Regions from separate parts of the Homo sapiens genome. Here region 1 is linked to region 2. The links are chromatin loops, found by intact Hi-C in ENCODE. Cell type or tissue: OCI-LY7. All regions are shown on one strand.

Region 1 (8,000 bases), 320 kb after region 2:
TACTACTGTTGTAAGTACTGAAAAAAAGATGCACATCATTTAGTAACATATGGCTGATCTGACCTAGTCAGGGAAATCAGATAATACCTAAGGAAAGCAGGGAGAATGAAATGTGTCAGGCAGAGGAAACAGCATGTAAGGACTGTTTTGCATGGATAACTGCACTGGGGAAAGGGAAATCCCAAACTTTTTGAGGCCTATTACAATTGAGTTCTAAACTACACCAATACTGGGGGACCTGAAATGCCAGCACGCTCTTCTGGTCAGAGTGAGGGTTTATGGAGGCCAATTAATTAATAAAGTTTTGACCCAAGTCTCGGGAACTACAGAGAAGAGCACTATCAAAGACTTAAAGATGCAGGGGTGGTGGTCCTCACCATATTCTCTTTCTATACCTTTTATGACCCTACGGATAAAAAAAAAAAAAAAAAAAAACCAAACAGACGGATAATGAATAACTGTAACCTTAAACTGGTAGAATCCCCAGTAGTAACTGGCATGCCAGATATGGTATCAATTTGGTACTCAGCTACTGATATGGTGAATGCTTTCTTCTCAGTCCCTATCAGTAGGGAAGATGAAAGGCAGGTAACTTTCACAATGGCAAAGAGACCATAATATCCTTCCCCAGGGCAATGTTAACTCTTACGATCTCACTCAAAATTCAGTCAGCCGGGATATCTTCACATTCCATTATATTCATGATAGCATACTAACTGCATCTGGTTAGCACAAAATGGAAAGTACCCTAGCCAGCTTAAGTAAAATACACATAGCAGACATTTCACAAAAATTAAGGGTTATGGGCACACACTGCCAAACTTTTTAAGGAGTTCAGGGCTCCAGGCCATGCTGAGAACATCCTCTTTAAGGTAAACAAGTTTTTGCATCTCTCAAATCTACTGTTAAGAAAAAGGTGGACCTTCTTTGATCCTGGAGGCTGTATATTTATATGCAGTACTTTTAACACCGTTTTGATCCATTTATCAGAGACCCCGAAGGATGCCAGTTTCAAGAGTGACCGAGTGTGATAAAGAAGACTCTGTAGCAGGTCCCAGCTATGGTGCATCTGTGACCAATGGATCTCATGGTACAAGACCTATTTTTTTTCTCTGTTTAAGAAATGGGGTCTCTCTCTGTTCCCCCAGGCTGAAGACCTATCATTGACGGATAAAAATGCTGTGGAGTCTCTGGCAAGCACCAAAAGAGAAGTCACAATGCTGATCCTTGGGGTTCAGTGGCAGAGAAGAACTTTCTGCTAGAAAAACAAATCCTAGTATGTTACAGGGCCCTAAGAGAATTTGCATGCCTCACTATGTGCCAACAAATAAGTCTGTGACTTAAAGTACCCACTGAGTAGCAAGACGGGCAGAGAAACAACCCGTTGTATGATGGAAATGGTATATTTGGGATTAGGCACAGGCACATTCAGGAGGCATGAAAAAATTACATTCACAGGTAACTCAGACTCCCACATCACTAACGCCTTTCTCCTTCATGACCAACTGTCAAGGCAAAAAGGATTTCCGATCTAGCCAAATATGAACTGCTGTTGCACTGCAGCCTTATTCAGGAGCAGACCTAAAGAACTGTGGTAAAAGAAGTTTGGCAGATGAGAACAACCGGAGCAGTATATGTGGTGGTCATCCATTTCAAATGGAGGGAGAAATGACCTGAGCTACAGATATACTCTGATTCATTGGCAGTGGTAAATGGTGTCTGGCTGTTTGATCAGGGGCCTAGAAAACAACAGTGAAAGATGATGTGATAAGGAGGTCTGGAAAAATGAATTGGGCACAAATCAGGGGCATTTGTGTGTCTCACAATAACTACCAGGAGGTATCTACCAAAATGGAGCATGTCAACATGTGTGTTGTCTAATATCAACAATGAGGTGAATAGGATACTTTATTCTATGGCTGTCAGCCAGCCTTCCACTTGGGCCACCACAGAGTTGACATAGTGAGCCCATAATAGAGTGGCCAAGGTGCTTCCTCTCACCAATGTTGAAAAGCTATTGCTAAATGCGTAAACTGCCAATGAAAGAGACTGATGACAACCACTCAATATGACATCATTACTCAAGGAAACCGATCACTTGGCATAAGATTACATGGGAGTGGGGAGGTAGAGGGAGTAAAAGAGTTGGTGGCAGGGTGGCAATGATTTGTCTTTACAGAATTAATACCTAATCTGAACATGGATTTAGTTCCAGCTCCCAATACCTCTGCTACCACCACCATTCCAGGGCTTATAAAATAACTGATCTATCAACATGGCATCCCACCAAACACTGTCTTAGGCCCAAAGTACCCATCTTATAACTAAAGAAGTATGACAATGGGCACATCCCCTTAGAATCCATTTGCTTTACCGTACACTCCATTCACAAATAACAGCTGGCCCAATAGGTAGGCAGAATAGCCTATTAAAAAATATCAGCTGAAGAGACATCTTGAAGATGACTTCCTGCAGTGTTGGAGCACTGCCCTCCAGGGTATGGTATATGCATATGCATTGAAGCAATGGCCATTACAGGGTGCTGTGTTATAAACAGCTTCAATACTTAGGTCTGGGAACTGAAGGATGACAGTAGGGTTGACTTTGTGAAACTTGTGTTTTCTACCCATCCTACTTTCATCTCTACTAAGGTAGAGGTTCTGACTTCCAGATGGGGTTAAGGGGTGATTGTTTCCACCAGTGGACATGTAAGAGTTCCAATAAACTTGAAGATCTGACTATACTGCTGGGATACTTTGAATTCCTCAAGCCAGTACATCAGTAGAAAAAAGGGAGTCAGGTTACTGCTAGGAATATTCAATCTGGACCACCACAAGAAGCAAAGACTGCAGCTACACAATGGGGGAAGAAGAAATATGTCCAGAACTTGAGAGATTCACTGGGGTATCTCGTGGTGCTTCCATAGCCAGCGGTTACAATAAATGGGATATTTCAACAACCATGGATCAACAACAGCAAGGCAACTAAGGGCTCAGACATTTGAGGGACATAAGTCATATTTTATTTCAGCAGGCAAGCAACACAAGCTGGCAAAAAAAAAAAAAAAAACAAAACTGGTGAAGAAAACCTAAAATGAGTGATAGAAGATGTGTATCAATTACTGCCTCACGGTCAGCTGCAGCAGAAGGGACTGTAATTTGTTTCTCTAACTGTCCCGTCTAAAGTCTTTCGGACAGTGTGGCAGGGCTCCACCTTGAAGGGGATTCAGTTACTGATTGCACATAACCTCTGATCTCAGGGATGAAGTGAAGGCATCTTATTCTCACAAAAATGGAGGCCTCATATCGTAGTATGGAAGCTACGTATAATGTAGAGCCTGAATGGATCTCAGTGGTTAAAGGGGTGTATTATACTGGGCATCTTTTATGCATCATTCAGATCTTCTCAACCTTACTTGTATCTTAGTCCAGCTGTCTAACCAGCACCAATTTCACATAGGTACATCTGACAGTTCCCTGCCTCATGCCTCGGGGGGCAGTTCTTGCCTTGTACTCTATGGCATCTGCGTTGACGCTGCTTTGGATTCCCCACTTGCATACCCCCATGGAGGAATTAATATACTGAAAGATGAATCTTTGGCCAATGGGAGACAGAAACTAATGAAAAAATTCTTCCTCCTTTCTTCTCTCACAAGGTACAGTCTTAAAGCACAGTTTATGAGAGTTTTCAGGAACGAACCTACAGGACTGAGTGGTGGCAGGTACCACAATAGCTTATCCATGTATTGACTCTCCACCCCTACCAAACCATATTCTCCTTGTTTCTCACTCTACTTCTTGGGATTATGTTCCCTAATAAACAGCACATGCTGCTCTGCTTCCGGCTCTTCTTAGTGGGGAAGCTGAGCTAAGACAGATCTAATAGTCTGTGGTGCCTTTATGATATTTGAGGTCATTCCTCTGGAGTTCAGAGGTGGTAAGTGAAACCACAGGCAGAGATGAGATCACTCAGAGGGAAAGACAGAGTAGGAAGAGAAAAGAGAAGAAGACCTAACACTTGGTCCATTAATGGCCACGAGAGGGATAATGGCCAGAAAAGAAGAATGCTGTGTGGCCAGAGAGGTGAGTAGAAAACTGGAAAGTACTGTTGTTATTGTGAGGGAGTTTAGTAGGGGACACAGGTAATATACATCTAATATACAAGCTGTTAATTTTAAATTACTAAATTTGGTTCAATTATTAATATAGATATTTGATATATTATCAAAGAAAATTAAATAATACATACTGCAAACAAAGTAGTGATGGAGGAAGTTTTTCAAACCACATTCCTCTGAGGGGAAACCCCAGGCAGAGCTACAGGAAAGCAGAAGAATCAGTAACCACGCCCCCTTATCTATGCATCTCTGGAAGGCAAACTGGTAGTGGATACAGACTGAGGAAAGGATGATCTGGCTGGCTAAGTTATTCACTTACAAAATTCTACCTTTTGAAAATTTCTTTTGGATTTTAAAAAACGCTCTGACATCAAAAAATAAAAGCTCATAAAACAGGCTTTTATAAGATCTTATAGAAAACAACACAGAAAGCTCAGTGCCTTATGTAAGGCATTTTAATTTAGTATACTTAAAACTATACTTCATAGTAAGACTTTCTTCCTTACACATAGGAGGGCATAAGAGTTCATAAAAATGCTTTATATGTCTTTACGAACACTTAGGATCAGAAGACAGATCTTAATACTTGGAATTAATCACAAGATTAAGGTATGAAATATCACCCTCTCTTACAAGAAGCCAGACAAGTCCTTTTTGGGGGGTTGGGTGGGAGATTAATGCTATATACCCATCAGTAGCAGGATTCATTTTTTTTTTTAAATTTAGAAATGTTTTGGTATTCTCCTTAAGTTCATTAAAACTTCTCTTTAGTGCATTTAGTTTGGTGTAAATAAAAGGATCAGTTCTGCCTGATCTTCACCCTGATTTCCTGTCTGTTTCAGTTAATATTCCTTATCCTATTGTTACTAATGTTTAATGAGGTCTTTATTAAAATATACATATGTTCTTTTACTCCCAGATTTTATTTTTGTAGCATGTATTACACAGGCCACATAAGTCCAAAGTTACAATCAACAATATAAAAGTCACAGAACTAAAATCTAAATTTCTAACTAACAATATGAACACTAGGGAACTTCAATTTAAATCACAAAGCAAGGCTTTGTAATAACATTCTTAAAGTACTTAAATAAATATGAAACGTCTTTGAATATAAGTGGTACACCAAAAGCAAATGTGTTTTAAACGACCCAAATGAAGAGTTTCATTTTCTGACACTGCTTTTGGTAATTAAAAAAAATGATATATTTAAAATAGTTAGCTCATAATATCACCTAAAGTGTTGTACAGTTAACAACTTCCTTTCAAAAATAATAGCATAAAGCAATACTGAATACGCTATAACTTAAAGATGAGACAGAATCAATGCTACCTGTCAGCAGTGCTAGAGGCCTGCCCCAACCACATGACTATTAGGAACAAGTCAGTGAGCTCCTCTAACAAAGTCTGTGCTTCAGAGATGGTGGCATCTCCTCCACACATTAAGTTTCCTTACCCAATTCTTTTTTTTTTTTTTTTGAGACGGAGTCTCGCTTTGTCGCCCAGGCTGGAGTGCAGTGGCGCGATCTCGGCTCACTGCAAGCTCTGCCTCCCGGGTTCACGCCATTCCCTGGCCTCAGCCTCCCGAGTAGCTGGGACTACAGGCGCCCGCCACCATGCCCAGCTAATTTTTTTTTTTTTTTTTTTTTGGATTTTTAGTAGAGACGTGGTTTCACTGTGTTAGCCAGGACGGTCTCGATCTCATGACGTCGTGATCTGCCCGCCTTGGCCTCCCAAAGTACTGGCTGGGATTACAGGCGTGAGCCACTGCGCCCGGCCTTCCTTCCCCAATTCTTTGATAGATGCTCACTTCACAGGTACAATTGTTGCCTGCCAACCTTGCAGGGTGGATATTAGTTTTCATCTGATGCTTCAGAATACCCAAGTGACACAACACCAGGTCAAATGATTTTAGTGGTTTGCAAGTCGGTGTAAAAACCCCAGCTCTTTTGTACTGGAGCTCAGTATCCAAACAGCCCATTCTCTCTTTAGAATTCTAACTAAAATGTCAGTGGCAAGGGATTTTTAAAATAGCCCCTAGGTGTTTCAAGTTTCCTGTGCTTGTTTCAGCAGACTACTGACCCTGCCTACTCACAATAAGCGAGTCTCTTAGGATTTAAATATACAGCTACATTGCCGTAACAAGAACCAGTTACAGGAAGAGCAGGAAAAAAAGTTGGGGGGACAAACTGGCAGGAAATGACTTCAGGACACTTTTTTTCTTTTTTTTTAAATCCAAGTCAAAGAATAACTCAGCTCTTTACAGTTATTTAAATCTGAAAACTATTTCCCTGAAAATGAAATTTCTAAGTAATATACAAATCAACTTAACTAGACTGAAACATTTAGGCTGATCTTACTTTATCCTTTTTCTCAGTATCTTACCTAACGGTTCTATATTTCAAAGCCTGACAGATTTGTTTGGCTGGCATGATCTGACCACTTCCTTTCTATCGAGAAATACAATTTTCTCTTTTGTTGCTGAAAGATTTCTGTTCACGCGTATGAACGTGGGTCCGTTTACAGATTTTGAAGTGTAAATGTTAACATGGAGATAATGCAGGTCAGTATTTTACATCTTATTAGATATCTATATAAAGAAGATAAGATAGCCGGGTACAATGGCCCATGCCTGTAATCTCAGCACTTTGGGAGGACGAGATGCAAGGATTGCTTGAGTCCAGGAGTTTGAGACCAGCCTGGGCAACATAGTGAGACCCCATTATTTTTCCTTTTTTTCTTTTGAGACAGAGTCTCACTCTGTCACTCAGGCTAGAGTGCAGTGGCGTGATCTTGGCTCACTGCAACCTCCGACCCCTGAGTTCAAGCGATTCTCCTGCGTCAGCCCTCCGAGTAGCTGGGATTACAGGCACCTGCCACTGCACCTGGCTAATTTTTGTATTTTTAGTAGAGATGGGGTTTCACCATCTTGGCCAGGCTGGTCTTGAACTCCTGACCTCGTTCGTGATCCACCCACCTCGGCCTCCCAAAGCACTGGGATTACAGGCGTGATACACAATGCCCAGCCTCTTTTTTTTTTTTAATATAAAAAATTTAAAAAGATAAGAATGTCTACAATGAATAAGTATAGCTTCTCTGGCTTCACTGATAGTATAATCTTGATGTCAGGTAGGTTTCTTGTTCCTCAAACTGTATAGGTTAAAACACAAAATGGGCTAATAATGGACAGCACTATGGTACTTTAGTTATACATCTGGATTGAGGAATGGAGTGAGAAATACAATGCGTTTTCGCTGAAAGTGTTTAAACTACTTAAATACATTAAAATAAAAATAAACACATTAAAATAAAAGGTTATCTATCTTTCCATTGTTATAAGATGTGGGTTCCAAAGCACTTGAGGGATGGGATGGAGACAGCTGCTCAAGGACAAGCTGGAGAAAGTTCATTATAAGAGTATGTATAATTCATTCCAGACCTCTCAACGTTCTCTCTCATAATCTCTTTGGGGTCCTAGAGACTTTGGGCAGCTAGCCATCCCCAGGGCTCACTTGCTTAAAATTCAAATCCCATTTCCCAGATCTCCCTTAATCCAAACACTTATCCATAAGAAGTTCTAAAACAATTCTAGGGTTAAGACATGGAGGAGGAGGGGTGCCTCTGAGTTTGACAGTATCTCTTAGCGCAGGTACTATAACACACACCCTTTATTCCTTTAGTCCTTGGATTCCTGGCATCTGCCAGTAACCCTATGTGATGGCCAGTCAGGAAGGAAAGCAGTCACACAGTTTCCTTTTGCAGTGCACAGGAAGAATACGCATGAAGGGAAAGTCTCAGGTTAGCCTTCCCCTGTACACATAACAGTATTTTTTAAAAATCACATGTTAAAAGCAAAACATCATGAATTCAATGTCAAGAAATT
Region 2 (8,000 bases):
AAAAATGTGAGGGAAATTAATTAAAAGTATTTATTTTGCCCCAATTAGAGATGAACTATGGGGGGCTCTAGCAGAGAATAGCAAAGACCCCTGTGGAACTATGAGATCCCTGTAAATATTCTGAGATGCAACTACATAGCTTCAGACCCTGGAATGGGAGGGAAACCCCTGCATAGGGAGCAGTAAATTACCAACTTCTCCAGTAAATGAGAAAGTGACTCTGCTGGCCACTGGGAGCGGGGCTGCAGAAGCCCTATGAGGTTTTCTGGAGGAATCCTGCTTCCGTTCCTTCCCATTTCCCAGGTTTGGCTCAACACCGTGATCCATGGTTACTGCGACCCTCAGGAAATTGCTGCTGTGGGAGCCTCCTCTTTTCCCAATCTACCATGCATACTCTTATTAGTCTTCAGACAATAATAATAATAATAATAATAATAATTATTATTATTATTATTATTATTTTGATGGAGTCTCGCTCTGTCGCCCAGGCTGGAGTGCAGTGCGCGATCTCGGCTCACTGCAAGCTCCGCCTCCCGGGTTCATGCCAATCTCCTGCCTCAGCCTCCCCAGTAGCTGGGACTACAGGCGCCTGCCACCATGCCCGGCTAATTTTTGTGTTTTTAGTAGAGACGGGGTTTCACCGTGTTAGCCAGGATGGTCTCCATCTCCTGACCTCGTGATCCGCCCGCCTCGGTCCCCCAAAGTGCTGGGATTACAGGCGTGAGCCACCGCGCCCGGCCTCAAAAATTAATTTTGAAAATAATGATATAATCTTTAAAAGAATTGTATTTCCAGTGGGCAGCACTCGCTTGATACAGAGCAGCAGGGCCATGTAACCTGGCTTCTAAATCATCACCTCTTTGGGTCCGCACGTATTTTTTATTTTTTATTTTTCATGCTTCAAATGCACCTTTGCAGAAGGAGATGAACTGGGGGACATGTTAGCGCCTCCACGGGCCTGCTGAGCTCTGTTGGCTGCGTGTGCTAAAAATAACTGGAGAGGTTAAAAAAATGTTGAAGCAGATTTAGGGGCTCTTCTGGAAAATGAAACACAGAAGCTGGGCCCTGGGTGGTTCTATTTAAAGCCGATCATCATCTCATCCATTCCTGTGGATTTACATGCGAAGACTCTACTCCCCAGCGGCTGGCTGAGGGAAGGAGGGTCTGATCTGCGTTAGGACTCACCTCCTCCCACGACCCTCTGCAAAGCAGCAGCTGTCCAGAGAAAAAGGAGTGCGCTGGGTCTGGCAAGCAGCTCAGTTCTTTCCTTCCACAATTGTCCCTTTGAATTGAGGAAAGCGAAAATAAAGTTTTCAAGGCCAATTTCACAATTTCATCTTCTGTGAAAAGCAAAATCAACGAGGCTATGAAAAATTACAAGCAGTTAAAACACTTTCATGTCGTCTTTCCCAGAGAGAGAGAGAGAGAGAAAGAGAGGAAATCAGACTGCTTTGTTCAAAGCAACGGCCAACTCAAGCCCTTTTTTTTCTTTCTTTCTTTTCCTTTTTTTTTTTTTAAACACATCTGGTCTCAATCTTTATACACCAGTGGACAAAAGCAATTAGACAGCTCTGTTTTCCACGTCATAATAATGGAAGTCATATATTTTCCATGGCTGTCTCATTTGGTTACCCAGCTCTGCAGAAATGGACTAAATGGAATTTAAAATGTGGGTCTTTTCTTGACAGTGTTGTTAGTGACCTGAGGGATAAGTGCTCCAGCATCTTCTAGAACCACCAGAAGTGAAAGAATAGATATTGCAAGTGTAGGCAAATAAACCTCAACGTAATTTACATGCCTGTGGGACAGGCCCTTCACAATCCTGTCTTTCCAACAAGCCCGGGGGGACAGGGATGCCTTTTTAGGATGGGTTCAGATTTGGAACGATCTCTTGACAAATCTGCTAGAGGATGCTAGAGGAGCTTTCATTTAAGGTGAAACTTCCGCTTTCTCATTGTATTGGTGAGAATTCTCTTGGTTGCCAGGGAGAGTCAACCTAACCCAGCCTGAGTAAAACAGAGAATTGGTTCGTATAACTAACCATAAGAAGACGAATCTGGTCAGACTCAACTGATTCCGAGGCTTCTTGCAATGCTATCTTCTTTTCTGCTCCCTCCACCTCTCCCGAGATTAGCAACTCCAAGAAAAGGATTGGCTTGGTATCAACAGTTCCAGCAATAATTCTGTAGTTATTCTCACTAAGTCAGGTGCCCATCCTTAAAATGGCTACAGGCTTGGGTCAGTGGTCCATTCCTGAAGATGAGAGTGGGGTCTGCTCCATCAAACCACAGGACTGAGATTGGGTAGGGCCTGACTCCACGAAAGAAAATTGTGTTTCAGCTTCAAAAGAAGAAGGGATGGATGCAAGATGCCATAGCTAGCCTATGTGGGACCCTTGTGAGTTGGAAACAGGCACCCCCTCCAGGCTGATGCAGACCTATGCCCCCACTTCTTGGGGAGCAGATGGCACCTTTGACCTGCCTTCCTCTGGGCAGAAGAAAACCCACACCTAGGACAGATAGTTGAGTGAGCAGAACTAAAGGTGGATATTGACTCAATTGACTCCTTGGCAGGACAACATTGTGCTGTGTGACAGACACCTGAACACTGTAAGTGGTGGCACTGGTGGGCAGGAAAACCAACATATGTCCTCCACATCCACCCCCAACCATTCTAAAATAGATGCCTTACCCCAAGTTTTCTTGCCTGACGTGCTTAAACTGTGGCTTATTCATTAGAACGTGCACATCAGCCATTTTACAACTAAATGTTTGCTCAAACTTGGGTGTGTGATGTTAACCCATAGAGGGAGCACTGGGATGGAAAAGTCCAGACCTGGGGCCCAGGAGGCCTGGGATTGATTGCAGCTCTGTGTTTACTATGAGGGCATACTTGCTGTAGTCCTGAGGCTTTTTTAGATATCAGCTTCCTCATTTGTAGGATAAGGGGACCCTTCCCAAAATCCTTCCTTCCTACTCAAGGTCCAGATTAGAAGGAGGCCTGTGGTTTGGGGGTCTTTCTTTTCTCCCAGTTTCCCACTGTTTGTGCCAACAAGTATAATTCTACCTCCAGCCCCCTTCCCCCAGCTGGTCTCCTCAGAAGAAGTTGGTGAAGTTGGTGGTTTTACCGCATTTAGTCGGTTTTACCGCATTTAGTTGGTGGTTTTACCGCATTCACAACAAGAAGTTGTGAAGTTGCTGGTTTTACCGCATTTAGTCACATTTGATCACCTCCAGCTCCCCCTTCAGCAGGTTGTAATTTCCCTCCCAAAAGACATTGGTGATACACAAACCCCCTTTTGCCTGTTAGGCAAATTAGCACCCACTCACCAACCTGGGCCCCTGCAGAAGCTGGCTGGGGACAAACACAATGCATTTGAAAGACCTGAAAATGCAAAGCTCAGCAGTGGCTGACTTCTGTCCCGTGAGGGTCAGGCCCTCTCAGCCTGAGCAGAGGGAGGGCCATTAAACAGGGGCATCTGCAGCAGAGGAAGGGACCCTGCCCTGTAAACCCAACGTTTCCTGCTGCAGGGGGCCCCTGCCAGTGCTGAGAATAGACTTACAGGGAAGAAGTATTCTTCATCATCTTATATGCGGGCACTTAACAGCCTCTTTGCATTTGCCAACCACAAATTCTAGCGCCAAGCACAGAACCCCACACATATCCTATCTCCTCTGTTAGTCTATCAGAACCAAATTTCCTTTTAGGTCATTGTGCCTGGCCCCCGCCACTTTGGCCTGCAATAGTGAGGGCAGAGTGACTAGGTTCATCTCTGCCAGAGCTGCTGGGGGAGGGCTTGGGGACCATGTAAAATGTTCTTTGGGGTGAGTTAGTCTGCTTCTATCTTACCACTCACAGTCAAATTGGTCTTCCAAGGCCTAGAGACTCTGAGTGGGGTTAATCAATGCCTATGGGTGCCACTGGGTGCCACTAGTGGAATATTTTGGGGTCCAAACAACCAGTCATACACATAAAAAAGACCTGTTAATAATTTCTGCTTTATCATTCAGTGTCTTTGGGAGTTCAGAGCATACACAGGGAAATATAATAATGCTGATGCCTATATTTATAGAATACCATTCTGTCCTCATAGCGCTTTTATAGCGTGGATAGTTTAGTAGTTAAATGCTTGAAGTAAATCTTGACTCCTCCAAAGACTAAGAAAACTTCAGTACATTACTTAACATCCTGGAGCCTCTGTTTGCTTCTCTGTAAAATGCAAGATAATAACAGCCTTTACCTTTACAAGTCTGGGGAGAGTTAATTGCAGTGGTCTATGTTAAGCTCTCAACACATGGTCAGACATAGAATGATGGTTCAATACATGTTAGTGACTACTTTTTTTTTTTTTTTTTTTTTTTTGAGACAAAGTTTTGCTCTTGTTGCCCAGGCTGGAGTGCAGTGGCGCAATCTCAGCTCTCCAAAACCTCCACCTCCTGGGTTCAAGCGATTCTCCTGCCTCAGCCTCCCTAGTATCTGGGATTACAGGCGCCCACCACCATGCCCAGCTAATTTTTGTATTTTTAATAAGGACAGGGTTTTGCTATGTTGGCCAGGCTGGTCTTGAACTCCTGACCTCAGGTGATCTGCCCACCTCGGCCTCCCAAAGTGCTGGGATTATAGGCGTGAGCCACCACACCCAGCCATGACTACTATTATTATCCATGAACTCATTTGACTATAAGAATGACTTGTTGTGAAGTTGGTTGGACTGGGATATTTTCCTCTTCTGATAAGTGAGGAAAGTGAGATCAGAAAGTAAAAAGCAAGCATGGGGCCAGAGGAAGCGAAGGAGAGAGAGAGGGGCTCATAGGATTGGGAGATGGCTAACACGAGCAAGGAGCATCTAAGGGGACAGGCCCACCCTCTTGCCACAGCAGCTTTAAGTTTCCTACTGTATGCAAGGGAGGGGTCCTGACCTGCAGAATACTGACACCAAGATAAAGTCATTTAAATTAAACCTACTTACTGAAGGGACTGAAACTTTACAGTAAATAGAGGGGAAAAAAATAGATTAGCATTTTATTTTGAAAAAAAGGACACCTTGGCCAGGTGCGGTGGCTCACAACTGTAATCCCAGCACTTTGGGAGGCCGAGGTGGGTGGATCACCTGAGGTCAGGAGTTCAAGATCAGCCTAGCCAACATGGTGAAACCCCGTCTCAACCAAAAATACAAAAAAATTAGCCGGGCGTGGTGACGGGCACCTGTAATCCCAGCTACTAGGAAGTCTGAGGCAGGAGAATCGCTTGAACCCTGGAGGCAGAGGTTGCTGTGAGCCGAGATGGCGCCACTGCACTCCAGCCTGGGTGACAGAATGAGACTCTGTCTCAAAATAAATAAATAAATTAATTAATTTAAAAAAAGAGGACACAAAAAATTTTGAAAATAACTTCACCTTCTAACAAAGTTTAGATCATGGTTTAGGCTATGTGCTAATTATTAGAACAAAGAATCTAAACTTTTTTTTCTGACAAAATTGAATGGTATCCTTCACTTCATTTTTGACTTTTATTTCACATTCATAAAGAAGGTCATTTTTTTTCCCCACAAAGGTATTTGACAGCCTTATCAATTTTTAAAGGAGTTTTCTGAACCCTTGTCATTTACATTGTCTTCTCCCCCTGGTCTATTTTCTCCTGGGTAGCTGTTATCTGGTCTCAAGGCTTTGAGCAGTCCTGCTATGTTACTTTCATGAACTCCATGAAACCCTGAGACTTTGCAAGATTTGCAAGTTCGTTTTGTGAACCAATCTGCATTGAATTTGAATGATAATTTTGGAGGTGCTACAAACCACAGAGGTGTCAATGAGATGGGTGAGAACGGCTGTGGAATAGGAAGAGACTTTATTTGTGTATAGGCTGTGTCATATTCCCTTAGCAAATAGTTTCATATTATAATAATTTTTGCTTCATAAGCAAGTCATAACTGTAGGCACTTGGGTAACAAATACTCAGATAACAACCATCCCTTGTACAGGAATGCAGCACATTTTTTTTTTAATAAACACAGATTTCTGTGGACAGAAATGTGGTTAAAAGTCTTTTCCATCAGTGGGATGGCTGAGATATCAGACAGAGCAAACAAGTAACGATAGTAACAGATTATATATAACACAATGAATAAAATAAGAAACCATAGGCCGGGCGCAGTGGCTCAAGCCTGTAATCCCAGACTTTGGGAGGCCGAGGCGGGAGGATCACGTGAGATCAGGAGTTTGAGACCAGCCTGGCCAACATGGTGAAACCCCATCTCCACTAAAAATACAAAAATTAGCCGGGTGTGGTGCTGCGCACCTGTAGTCCCAGCTACTCTGGAGGCTGAGGCAGGAGAATTGCTTGAACCCAGGAGGCAGAAGTTACAGTGAGCTGAGATGGTGCCACTGCACTCCAGCCTGGGCAACAGAGCAAGACTCTGTCTCAAGAAAAAAAAAAGAGAAAAGAAAAGAAAAAAAAAGAAACCACTAGCTCATTCTGATATAAATAAAAATTCAATTAAATGTTTGATGGGGAATGAAATATTTACATAGTTTCAAGGATTTCCACAAAATACTTATGAAAGGGAAAAGAGTCACTTTGTAGCAATGAGTCTGACAGACACCACTTTATCAAGGGGTCTAAGTGAGCATCCCCCAGAATAGGATGAATGGAAACTGTACCCCACACAATAAGAAGAATCCAGCTTCACTTCTGCAATATTCCTGTCTAAATCTAAACAAGAGAAAACCAAAATTGAGGGCATTCTACATGTTTGGCCTATAGTCTTTAAAAATGTCAGAAGACACGCTGGGTGCAGTGGCTCACGCCTGTAATCCCAGCACTTTGGGAGGCCGAGGAGGGTAGTTAACTTGAGGCCAGGAGTTTGAGGCCAGCCTGGCCAACAGGGCGAAACCCCATCTCTACTAAAAATACAAAAAAATTAGCCAGGCCTGGTGGCGGGTGCCTGTAATCCCAGCTACTTGGGAGTCTGAGGCAGGAGAATGGCTTGAACCCGGAGGCGGAGGTTGCAGTGAGCCAAGATCACACCATTGCACTCCAGCCTGGGTGACAGAGCAAGATTCTGTCTAAAAAAAAAATTACTGTAATCCCAGCACTTTGGGTGGCCGGCTGAGGCAGGTGGATCACGAGGTCAGGAGTTCAAGACCAGCCTGGCCAAGATGGTGAAACCCCATCTCTACTAAAAATACAAAAAGTTAGCTGGGTGCAGTGGCAGGTGCCTGTAGTCCCAGCTACTCAGGAGGCTAAGGAAGGAGAATTGCTTGAACCAAGAGGGTGGAGGTTGCAGTGAGCCAAGATCGTGCCACTGCACTCCAGCCTGGGCGACAGAGTGAAACTCTGTCTCAGAAAAAAAAAATTACAAAAATTAGCTGGGTGTGGTGGCACACGCCTGTAAGTCCAGCTACTTGGGAAGCTGAGGTGGCAGAATCGCTTGAACTCCTGGAAGTGGGAGATTGCAGTGAGCTGAGATCGTGCCACTGCACTCCAGCCTGGGCGACAGAGTGAGACTCTGTCTCAAAAAAAAAAAAAAAAAAAGTCAAGGACATAAAAATTAAAGAAAGAATAAGGAGCTGTTCCAGACTGAAGGAGCCCAAAAAGCCATGGCAGCTGGGTGCAACACGGGATTTTGAACTGAATCCACTTGCTATAAAAATGACATTGTGGGGATTGCTGGCAAAACTTGAAAGGGGCCCAAGGATTTGTAGTAATGTATCAGTGTTAATTTCCTAACTTTAAAAATGGTTGTATTGTGTATGTAGAAGGATGTCCTTGTTTGTAGGAAATGTATACTAGAATTTTCAGGGCATCAGGTCAGGTCTGCAACTTACTCTCAAATGGTTTGGGAACAAAAACAATGTTTGTACTGTACTTGCAACTTTCCTGTAAGTTTCAGTTTTTTTTTTTTTTTTTTAAGAGCAAAGAAGGAGGTCATTTTCACTGAGCAGTTGGCAGATTCACCCAAGGTCCAGAGATGGAGTTGAGAGGCCGTGCCAAGGAGTGGTGTG

What was found. Peaks named below come from ENCODE experiments on the same cell type or tissue, not always from the same donor. Only the 100,000 strongest peaks of a DNase experiment are listed, where the experiment ranks them.
Region 1: it touches region 2 in a loop (2.6-fold over the local background); 3 of 110 quality-filtered maps call a loop at or near these places.

Annotation. Positions count from the first base shown.
Region 1 is chr3:23,439,135-23,447,134 of GRCh38, reverse strand. All of the region lies in intron 3 of UBE2E2 (ubiquitin conjugating enzyme E2 E2), which reads right to left. Among named protein-coding and RNA genes, the nearest start is that of UBE2E2, 240 kb to the right of the region's middle. RefSeq lists a cis regulatory region at 5,575 and an enhancer at 5,491-5,660. In OCI-LY7, no CTCF peak of the experiment used is centred here; DNase peaks (open chromatin) are centred at 4,334, 6,184 and 6,554; H3K4me3 peaks cover 1,279 bases; H3K27ac peaks cover 2,268 bases.
Region 2 is chr3:23,756,433-23,764,432 of GRCh38, reverse strand. No RefSeq gene overlaps it. Among named protein-coding and RNA genes, the nearest start is that of UBE2E1, 46 kb to the left of the region's middle. RefSeq lists a silencer at 1,118-1,167 and enhancers at 2,913-3,032, 3,133-3,182, 2,767-3,403, 3,404-4,040, 4,553-4,722. In OCI-LY7, CTCF peaks have their summits at 2,591, 2,795, 3,734 and 3,934; DNase peaks (open chromatin) are centred at 1,942, 2,822, 3,292, 3,892 and 2 weaker places; H3K4me3 peaks cover 3,326 bases; H3K27ac peaks cover 5,249 bases.